3 separate regions of the Homo sapiens genome follow, and regions 1 and 3 are each linked to region 2. Evidence: chromatin contacts called from ENCODE Hi-C data. All regions are on one chromosome and are shown on one strand. Each heading gives the region's core, a stretch centred on a gene start or an enhancer-like site at or near the end of the contact. The rest is flanking DNA. Distances are from core to core; before and after follow the strand shown.

Region 1 (2,700 bases), core at 196-2,695, 940 kb before region 2:
GCCGTCGTCTCCAAAATCTCTGATTTATTGAAAGTCCCTCTACTCATCTATTTCATATCCTTAGGGATGGTGCTGTTCTCTTCTTTCCAGCCTTCCTGGGAGATGATTTTTTCCCCCTACTTTTTATTTCTTGTTAAATCTGGGAAGCTTTTCTTCTCTCATTCCAACCCACATTCTTTTCTTCCTGTTCTTTGTTGCTGCATGCTAGTAAAATGGGAAAAGTGTTTCTTCCACCCAGTGAAATGTTCTAATGGCTTAGAAGACAGACTCCAGTATGGAAATCAAGTTTTGGGCAGTTTATTTTCAAGACCCTGGTTCTGTTTGTCACACCACCCCTCCCTTTTTTAAAGAGTTCAGCATGATTAAATGGAGTTAGCTAGCCTGGGCTTGGGAACCCATAATCTAGATTCTGTTCCTTGCTCTGTCATTAAACCAACTGTGTGGTTTAGGTCAGATTATTTGTTTATTTGGTTAGTCAGTTTTCTTATCTGTAAAGTGTGTAAATTAGTACCTACCTTATGTGGAAGTTTTGAGCATTAGAGATGTTATTGAATTTAGACCAGTGCCTTACAAATAGAAAGGACCCAATAAATGTTAACAATTATTATTATTGTTTATTCATATATTCACTCAAAAAACATTAACTGTGTGATTGAAATTGTGGCAATGGTGATACCTCATGATTACAGTAACTTGGAGGTGCCCCAGGGCCCTGCCTGAAGCACTCATTGCTCTGAAAGGAGGGTGATTTTCTACTAACATAGTCAAATGCCTTGAAGTTCTGAGCCAAATGACCATGAAGCTTCTCTTGTTTAAAACACCACGACCCCCCAACCCTCAGACCTAGTAAGGAATTCCTATGTCGTTAGTTCCCCTCATGTATTGCTTCTGAGGCTCTTAGGCCAGTGTGTCTGGGAAAGTTTCAGGCTGGAGGCATCAAGGAGTATTAATGTGCAGATGTAGGATCTGTCAAGAATACGAGCTGTGGTGCAACAAAAACCACCTGTGTGGCTTGTGATGTTTTGAAACAGAGTGCCGGAGAGAAGGGGCCCAGGGCCAAGAAAGGAAAACGGAGCTGTGGATTTGTGTGCAGCTCAGAGCAAAGCTTAAGAGCAGGAGGCGGAGGAAACTGGTGGTACTGCCACTGCCCCACCCCCCTGCCGATGTCGGTGTTGCATTTGTATGACTGATGGGCAGTGCATACATAGGAGAGAATGGGAAAGTTCAGTGTCACCTTTGAAACTTAGAGGATGAGTTATCTCAAGGAGTGACTCCCCCATACCACTTACATCAGAACATAATAAAAAGTTTCCAAACAGTAACACAAAGCCATCCACGACTCGCCAGGACCTAAGCTGCATGTCCTTCAGACCTTGGGAACAGTAAATCTGGAAGGCAAGCAGTTAGCCTCCCAATTAGAGAACACTAGCAACGGCCATCTCCCACTACTCTTCTGAGCTTGCCAAAATCACAACAAGGATGCTGCCACAGGCTTGGGAGCAGAGCCACTGAAAACAGGCAGCCTAGTGCCCACTGGTGGCTCCGCTTCCATGGGCTGGAAAATGAGCGGCAGACTGATTGGCTGGGCTGTCCTATTTCCCTCACTGAGAGAGAACCTTTGCCAAAGCAGGCCTCATGGCTCTACTGATTGCTTTTCAGAGCCATGAGTTAAAACATGGTTTTTCTGTTCCTAATTTATGCCATGAGAGCCTGGAGTGCGACTTAACTGGGAGCTCCGCGATGGTGGAAAAGCAGCTACTGAGGTCCTCGGTGCTGGCAGAATCCTGGAGCCAGCAACTGCAGTTCAAAGGGCTGCAAAAACATGGTTTGCTGAATGAAGGGTGAGCCTACAAAATAGTTTCCCACCAAGTGACACAGGAATACGTCCAGCAATGTCAGGAGCAGGAATATATTGTGGACATTATCCAGACCAGCTTTCCCACCTACAGTGCTATCAACGTCCATTCTCCCAACACTGCAGCATTTCCTTCACATCTCTCCTAACCTGCATGAGGCCCTCCAATGCCCCCAGCTTTCTGTCCACCGCAAGGGCAATCTCATCTGATTTCCTGCACTGGTTGATGAAAACCCATATAGGCAGGAGAGAAGGAGCAGGGTGGGGAGTGTAGACAGCACCTGATGAGAAGCGAGAACTCCCCACCTGTGACTGGGGTGAAGAATTGAAGATAGCACAAACTGTAGCATTTAGCTGGAATGTAAGTACATCGATGGAGAGATGCATTACAAGTATTTTTTGGTCTGACATGAACAATTAGCAACACAGCGGTCTTGAGAAAATGCAAAATTGTACTGTGAAGAAAATTTATCTGTTTGCTTAAGTGGAATATTTGCTTTTGCTGAGAGAGAGAAGCCTGTTTTCTCCCTTGGATGTGCTAATTTTAAATGATATTGATTGTATTATTTCATTTGTGTCTCACAACAATTCTGTGGAGTAAGCACGGAAGATTATATCATGTTCATATTTCAAAGGAGTGAATTGTAATGTTCAAACCCATGTACATCAAATTAGCAGAATTGGATTCTGACCCCCTTTTTCTGACTTCAAACCTTGTGTTCTTTTCATTTGAGCTCATATTTATTTTTATTTACTTAGATGCCTAAACCCCAGGTGTTCCTAAAATAAAACATAATAAATGCTTATTTTAGACACAGGAATATTTTGTGTGGGTGCTTGTGTGC
Region 2 (2,700 bases), core at 104-2,603:
TTCATCATGTTGCTTAGGGAACACTGCAGATGAATTGTCAAGTTCCAGGCTCCAGGCTGTTGGTGCTAATGGAGCTCTGAGGAGTGAGAACAGAGGTCAAGGAAGCCATCCTGGGAGGTAGCCCGCAGTTGGATTTTAAAAACCTGCCACACTTGGAGGGGCGGAGAAGAGCTTCAGGTAATCTATGGCGTGCCCCCCAAATGCCTCTCTGATGAAGATGCTCCAGTGTTTGCCTGGCCCCTGGACAGTCAGTGGGAAGACGCCACCTACACGTGAGTTGGGGGAAGCACCAGGACACAGAGCCGGTCTCCCCAGCCAGCTAAAAGGTTTAGTCCTTCCTGTAACTGGCTGACAGATCTGCTCAGGGCCCTGGTTTCCCATTTCCACTAAAATCTTCCATGCACAATACCTTTTATCTCTCCTGGACACACCAGCTCACTCCTTGTTGAGTAGCTTTTTTCTCCCCAATCTTCTAAATAAAACCTGCAGGTCTTGCCAAATGTTTACTCTATCATGCAATATTTAGCAACATGAGGGCCACAAATGGATCACAAATTGAGGAAATATTATAAGTTTGCTTTCAAATTCTGGAAGTATTTTCCAAATCATGCCCTTCTCCTCTCTCTCTCTCTCTCTCTCTCTCTCTCACGTAGACACATCATCAACCCCCTGACAATTTTGGCAGGGCCATCCCCAGCTGCCCTGGTTATAACAGAAGGCTGAGCAAGCAGTGCTGAGGGCATGTGGCTTTGGGTGGAGACCCCCATCAAAAGCTTGATGACAGGTGTGTCACTGCCTGGCACCCCGAGGGAGTGGTGTGTGCAGTCGTGTGGAGAGTATGACATTGGGGGAACCTACCTGTGAGGTGTGTGCTGGCTGGCAGTTGAGAGGCAGTGACCCAGTGTAAGTGGGAGCATGGGTATGGTGTGGTGGGTATGGTGTGTGGGAGGACCCGTGCTATGGAGGGATGGGTGGTAAAGTGTGTGGTGTGTACTGTGGTGTATGTGTGTGACCATGCATGTGCATCAGGCCGGATGTGTTTGTGTGTGAATGGTGTAGTGAGTAACTGAGGCTTGTGTGTGGGGCGGGGAGGGGTATGGGGGCGAGTAAGGAGGGCACAAGGAAGGGAAAGTGTGCATCAGAAAGCAGCTCCAGGGCGGCCAGGTCTCGGCTCTGAGGCCATCTCCAGGAGCAGGATTGCTGCTTACTCTGGGGAAGCCCAGGACTCCTGCCGTTGGTGGAGCAGCCTCAACCCCAGCCTCGAGTCTACAGAACTGTGCCCTGTGGCTAAGGAAGCTCAGTGTCTGTTGCCAGATGCCTGTGCCCAAGGAGACTGAAGCAAAACAATGAGACAAAATGTTCTTGTTGCTTTTAGGCAGCAACGATTATTCTGGACCAAGGGCCTGGGTAAGACGCTGGAGTCCTTGGCCCAAGTGAGGTTTGTGGCTGAATCTTGTGTAGCTTCAGTGTCTAGGGTCACATACGCTCTCATAATGACCTCAGCCCAAGGGAGACATAGTCCACCTTCCCAACCAACTGACAGTCCTTTGCTGCTGCCCAGAGATGACGGCTCTGTGGCAGGCTGCCCAGGAGCCCATGCTAAGGTCAGTGCTTCCGTCAAGAGCTGTCCCGGAAGAGGTGACAGTCGAGCAAGGCCAGCTCCAATCATTTCAGTTCCTTCACACACAGACGACTCTTTTGGTCACTCCCCTGGTCTGTAAGATTTAAACGTCATGCCCGGCCTCCACGGCCCTCGTGTACCTTGTCCCACTCTCCCAGCTAACCTGTGTTCCCTCCATGTTCCCCCACTCCAGCTAACCTAAGGCCAGAGAGCAAACTCTGGGCTTGTTCCGGGCTCAAGATGGAGTTCAGACAGTCCTCACTCATGGTGCAGCCTGCGGGGGCCTCTGGAAACTAAGCCCAGAGTCTGTAGCTGAAGCTGAACTCGGATGGGCAGGATATGGAGCGTCATAAATGACTGCTGAAGTGACACTCAGTTTTGAACTCCAGATCTAATATTTTTAAATGTTCAGAAAAACTGTTTGTGATTGGCTTTGAGGAAAGAGGCATCCCTGTGCCTTCCTTTTCTCGTTTAAAACTCCAACATGACAAATTGCTTCAAACAGCTTACTAACCAAGATGGCTCCACATGGGAATTATGTGGAGGAAAAGGCCTCAGAAAAGTTACTGCCAAGGGCAAATAACACAGAACACTTACCACAGCCACAGGCCAGGTACTGTGGGGGTTAGAAGACAGGTGGCAGCCAGTGAGGGGTAAAGGGGTAAATGGCAGGGCACAGTTCTGCATGGAGTGAATTTAATGCACACAGGAAAAGTCCTTAATGACAGAGCTGAGGCCTGCTCACATCTGTGCCCAGAAAGGTGCCACCCCCTATGGCCCTCTCCTCCCCCACCTCAGATCCATCATCTTTTATGCTTATTTGTCTCTTGGTGGTCCTAAGTCCCATCCAGGAAACAGAACAAGAAGGAAAATACACTTCTGGCCTCCCTTTTTCTTTCTCTGAAAATGGACGCCCAGCCCCTTTCCAGAATACAACCAGTTAGTCCATTTCTTAGCAGGCAATTAGAGTTAATCCATCCTTAAAGTATGTGTGGGAATAATCAGCCTCAAAAATCTACCCAGATTCTAAGAGACAGGCACAGGGAGTCAAAATATCCCCATCCAGAGAGATGAGCCCT
Region 3 (2,700 bases), core at 94-2,593, 700 kb before region 2:
AAATGTTTCTCCCCTTAATCTTTTCTGTTCCGTCGTTACTTCCACCATCTCAAAGGATTCATAAATTTTGTTTCGGGAGCATGTCAGAAAAAAGAGATAGTGAGAGATAATAAGAGTCTTGACGAGGACAGTGGCTTCTGGATAAAAGGCCTTGGCCCAAGCAACGCCAAGGCTGTCATCTGCCTGGTGACACCAAAGTTTCATTGTAAATATATAGCAAAGCAGGAATCCTCTTTGGAAGCCAAAATATCTCACAGGCAGCAAAACAGATGGAAGAGCTGTGAATAATAAAAGGTCTTACAGGACTGAATCCAGGAAAGGGAGGATGCCTGTAGGTGAGGAAAGGGTTACAGGTCCCCCACGGCTCTGTTCAGCCACACATACACGAACAGGGTATACACAAAAACGCCATCCTAACTGACAGGCAGCTGATCATTTCTGCAGCAGACATTGGTCTTAATATCTGCATCCTAATTTATTTGACATCTGCAGAACATCCAAAGACAATATTCAAGTATGGGATGGGCAATCCGGCTGCTTTCTGAGTTCATCAAATATCTCACACTCCTTTTTCAAATGTTTTCAGTTTTGCAAAACTCAAAATGCATTTTGCCAAACATGTTCTCTGTTAATGTTTATTTAGAAGGGAATTTAATCCGTATGCTGCTGGTACATTTACACTTAACTCATCGAAATGTTTTACTAGAGTCATTTGATGTCCAAGAAACCTTTTGAGTCTTTTTTATAAGCCTCTTCAAGCCCATTTTGCTTCGAAACAGGAAGTCGCCTGTTACTAACCATAAATGAATGCACTCCCCAGAGGATTTGGTTTCATTTAAGACACTGAGAGACCACAAGGTCTCAGCCTACCCTGAACTCCACAGAAAAGATTTTTTCCTGAACCTACCGAGAATGAGCCATGCACAGATGAGGTGCTGTTATTATTTTCCAAAACGAAATCCTTTATGAAGAGGCATCTTTCATACAACTCCTGGGAAAGACGGTTACCGAAACAGAGCGCTAAATCATTGGCTTTGCGAGCTGCACCTGGTCAATGTCACTGTCTCCTATGAATCCACTTACCATTCAGAGCTCGTTTGCCAGTATTAATAGAACAAATAAAATGGAATGGGAGATAAAGATACCGACATAGTGATTTCTTGCTTCAGGAAAACCTTCCTGAGTTACAGACCAATACAATGTTCCCAACCACAAGCCAGGGAGCCAAAGCTGATATAAACACAGCATCCAAGCCACAGAACATGACTTGTTTAAGGCTTAATTCTGTGAAGTAAGGCAGGAAACAAGATTTATCCTTCTGGGAAACTTTTGGCATTTGCCTCGGGCTGGGCCTGATTACTCTCTGCCGTCCTCACCATCCATTACAGCTATCTGAAGGACATCAATTTTTTGCCCAAACTAAGGCAAGAGAGAAATGTCTCCATCTGAGTCCTGTAGAAATCTTTGTGTTTGACGTGGCATTAAACAACCAAGAGCGAACTGCCCTGTTGTGTGTTGCTGCGAGGATCATCGTTGCTATCTTAGGCCTTTTGGCTGTGAAGGGGAGTGAAATTAGTTGGGCTAAAGCCATTTTACAAACATAGTAAAAATAAATTACTACACTTATTAATTGAATCTTAAACTTGTCATTATGGCAAACTCTAAATTATTCCAAGAGCCTTCACTGAGACTTGGCAAAAATATTGGGTGCTGGAGGTCAGTTTTCATGTATGAAATCCAGCTTAGGTTATAACTGCACAGGCTACAGAGTAAACGTTCAAAGGATGAATGGGCCATTGAGAAGTAAATCAGACTCCCTGAGACTCTTAAATGAGTGCTGGAAGATTTCAAGCCATCAGTGTGGTGGGCTACCAATAGAATTGAGCTGTTAATAGAAGATAATTTGGGGCTGTTTAATATCAAGTATTTTTCTTTGTCATGTGTGTGTAAGAGTTTGTTTTTCAACGTGTCTTGTGTCTTTATGTCATGTTATTTTAGTTGTTTTAACTGCATGCTGATTGGGCACCGAAAGCTGTGAGTTAGTCCTTGGCCCACATTGTAATTCCTGGGCACAAGGCTGGAGTGTTTACACTGCAGGGGGATGTTCAGACTCTGACCCAACTGGGAGACATTTCGGTTAACATTTGGCTTTACTTACTTGTCCTAAATACTACATTATTAATGGGGTATTAATATTAGATCATTTCATTGGTTCCTTTCTTTTCTCTTTCAAATCATATTTTAAAGGCCACTGTCCTTAGAATAAGGTTTAAACCTCTCTTTAATGTCACTGCCTCAGAATTTGGCATACATAAAACTTCTCAGGACACTCAAGTAAAAGAATTAAAACAACTCAAGCAAAAAAATAAGAAATAAAAGACGAGCAAATATATATCTTTTCAGTGACATTGGAAAAACGAATGAATTCATTCTTCAAATTGCTTATGTAAAAACTTTTATATCCAAATTCTGGTGTCACTGCTAATAGTTCATTAGGCCCCGGGAAGTGACCTGATTACATATAACCCTAATGTAGTGGCCAGAAGTAAATATTTTACAATTATTTTCCATTTTGGTCTTATGAATTATTTTTCAAAACAGGTCTACACAGTCTCAATTGCCTTATTAATTTACGTAAGATCATTTGTGGTTCAAAGCTACCTATATACATATTTATTGATTCAATGCCAGTCTACTCTT

The links. A loop is a pair of places that touch in the nucleus more often than their neighbours do. Pooled maps may share reads with other maps.
Region 1: a map of heart left ventricle shows a loop between it and region 2 (2.9-fold over the local background). The contact joins two enhancer-like sites. A Hi-C loop is called at or near these places in 7 of 168 maps with a recorded cell type or tissue (Calu3, HCT116, IMR-90 and 4 more), 1 of 37 single-sample maps with no recorded cell type and 15 of 50 pooled maps.
Region 3: a map of heart right ventricle shows a loop between it and region 2 (3-fold over the local background). The contact joins two enhancer-like sites. A Hi-C loop is called at or near these places in 3 of 168 maps with a recorded cell type or tissue (Right ventricle myocardium inferior, heart right ventricle and sigmoid colon) and 3 of 50 pooled maps.

Annotation. Positions count from the first base shown.
Region 1 is chr2:18,741,057-18,743,756 of GRCh38, forward strand. All of the region lies in intron 4 of LOC105373456 (a long non-coding RNA gene), which reads left to right. Among named protein-coding and RNA genes, the nearest start is that of NT5C1B-RDH14, 150 kb to the left of the region's middle. Within about 2 kb of position 1,446, at least 3 of the 41 ENCODE cell types and tissues checked have a DNase peak (open chromatin) inside an H3K27ac peak, as active enhancers do.
Region 2 is chr2:19,676,723-19,679,422 of GRCh38, forward strand. The region is part of intron 1 of LOC124905977; the gene reads right to left. Among named protein-coding and RNA genes, the nearest start is that of LINC00954, 190 kb to the right of the region's middle. Within about 2 kb of position 1,354, at least 3 of the 41 ENCODE cell types and tissues checked have a DNase peak (open chromatin) inside an H3K27ac peak, as active enhancers do; they include heart right ventricle, where a contact is called at or near this core.
Region 3 is chr2:18,975,533-18,978,232 of GRCh38, forward strand. All of the region lies in intron 5 of LOC105373456 (a long non-coding RNA gene), which reads left to right. Among named protein-coding and RNA genes, the nearest start is that of LINC01376, 50 kb to the right of the region's middle. Within about 2 kb of position 1,344, at least 6 of the 41 ENCODE cell types and tissues checked have a DNase peak (open chromatin) inside an H3K27ac peak, as active enhancers do; they include heart right ventricle, where a contact is called at or near this core.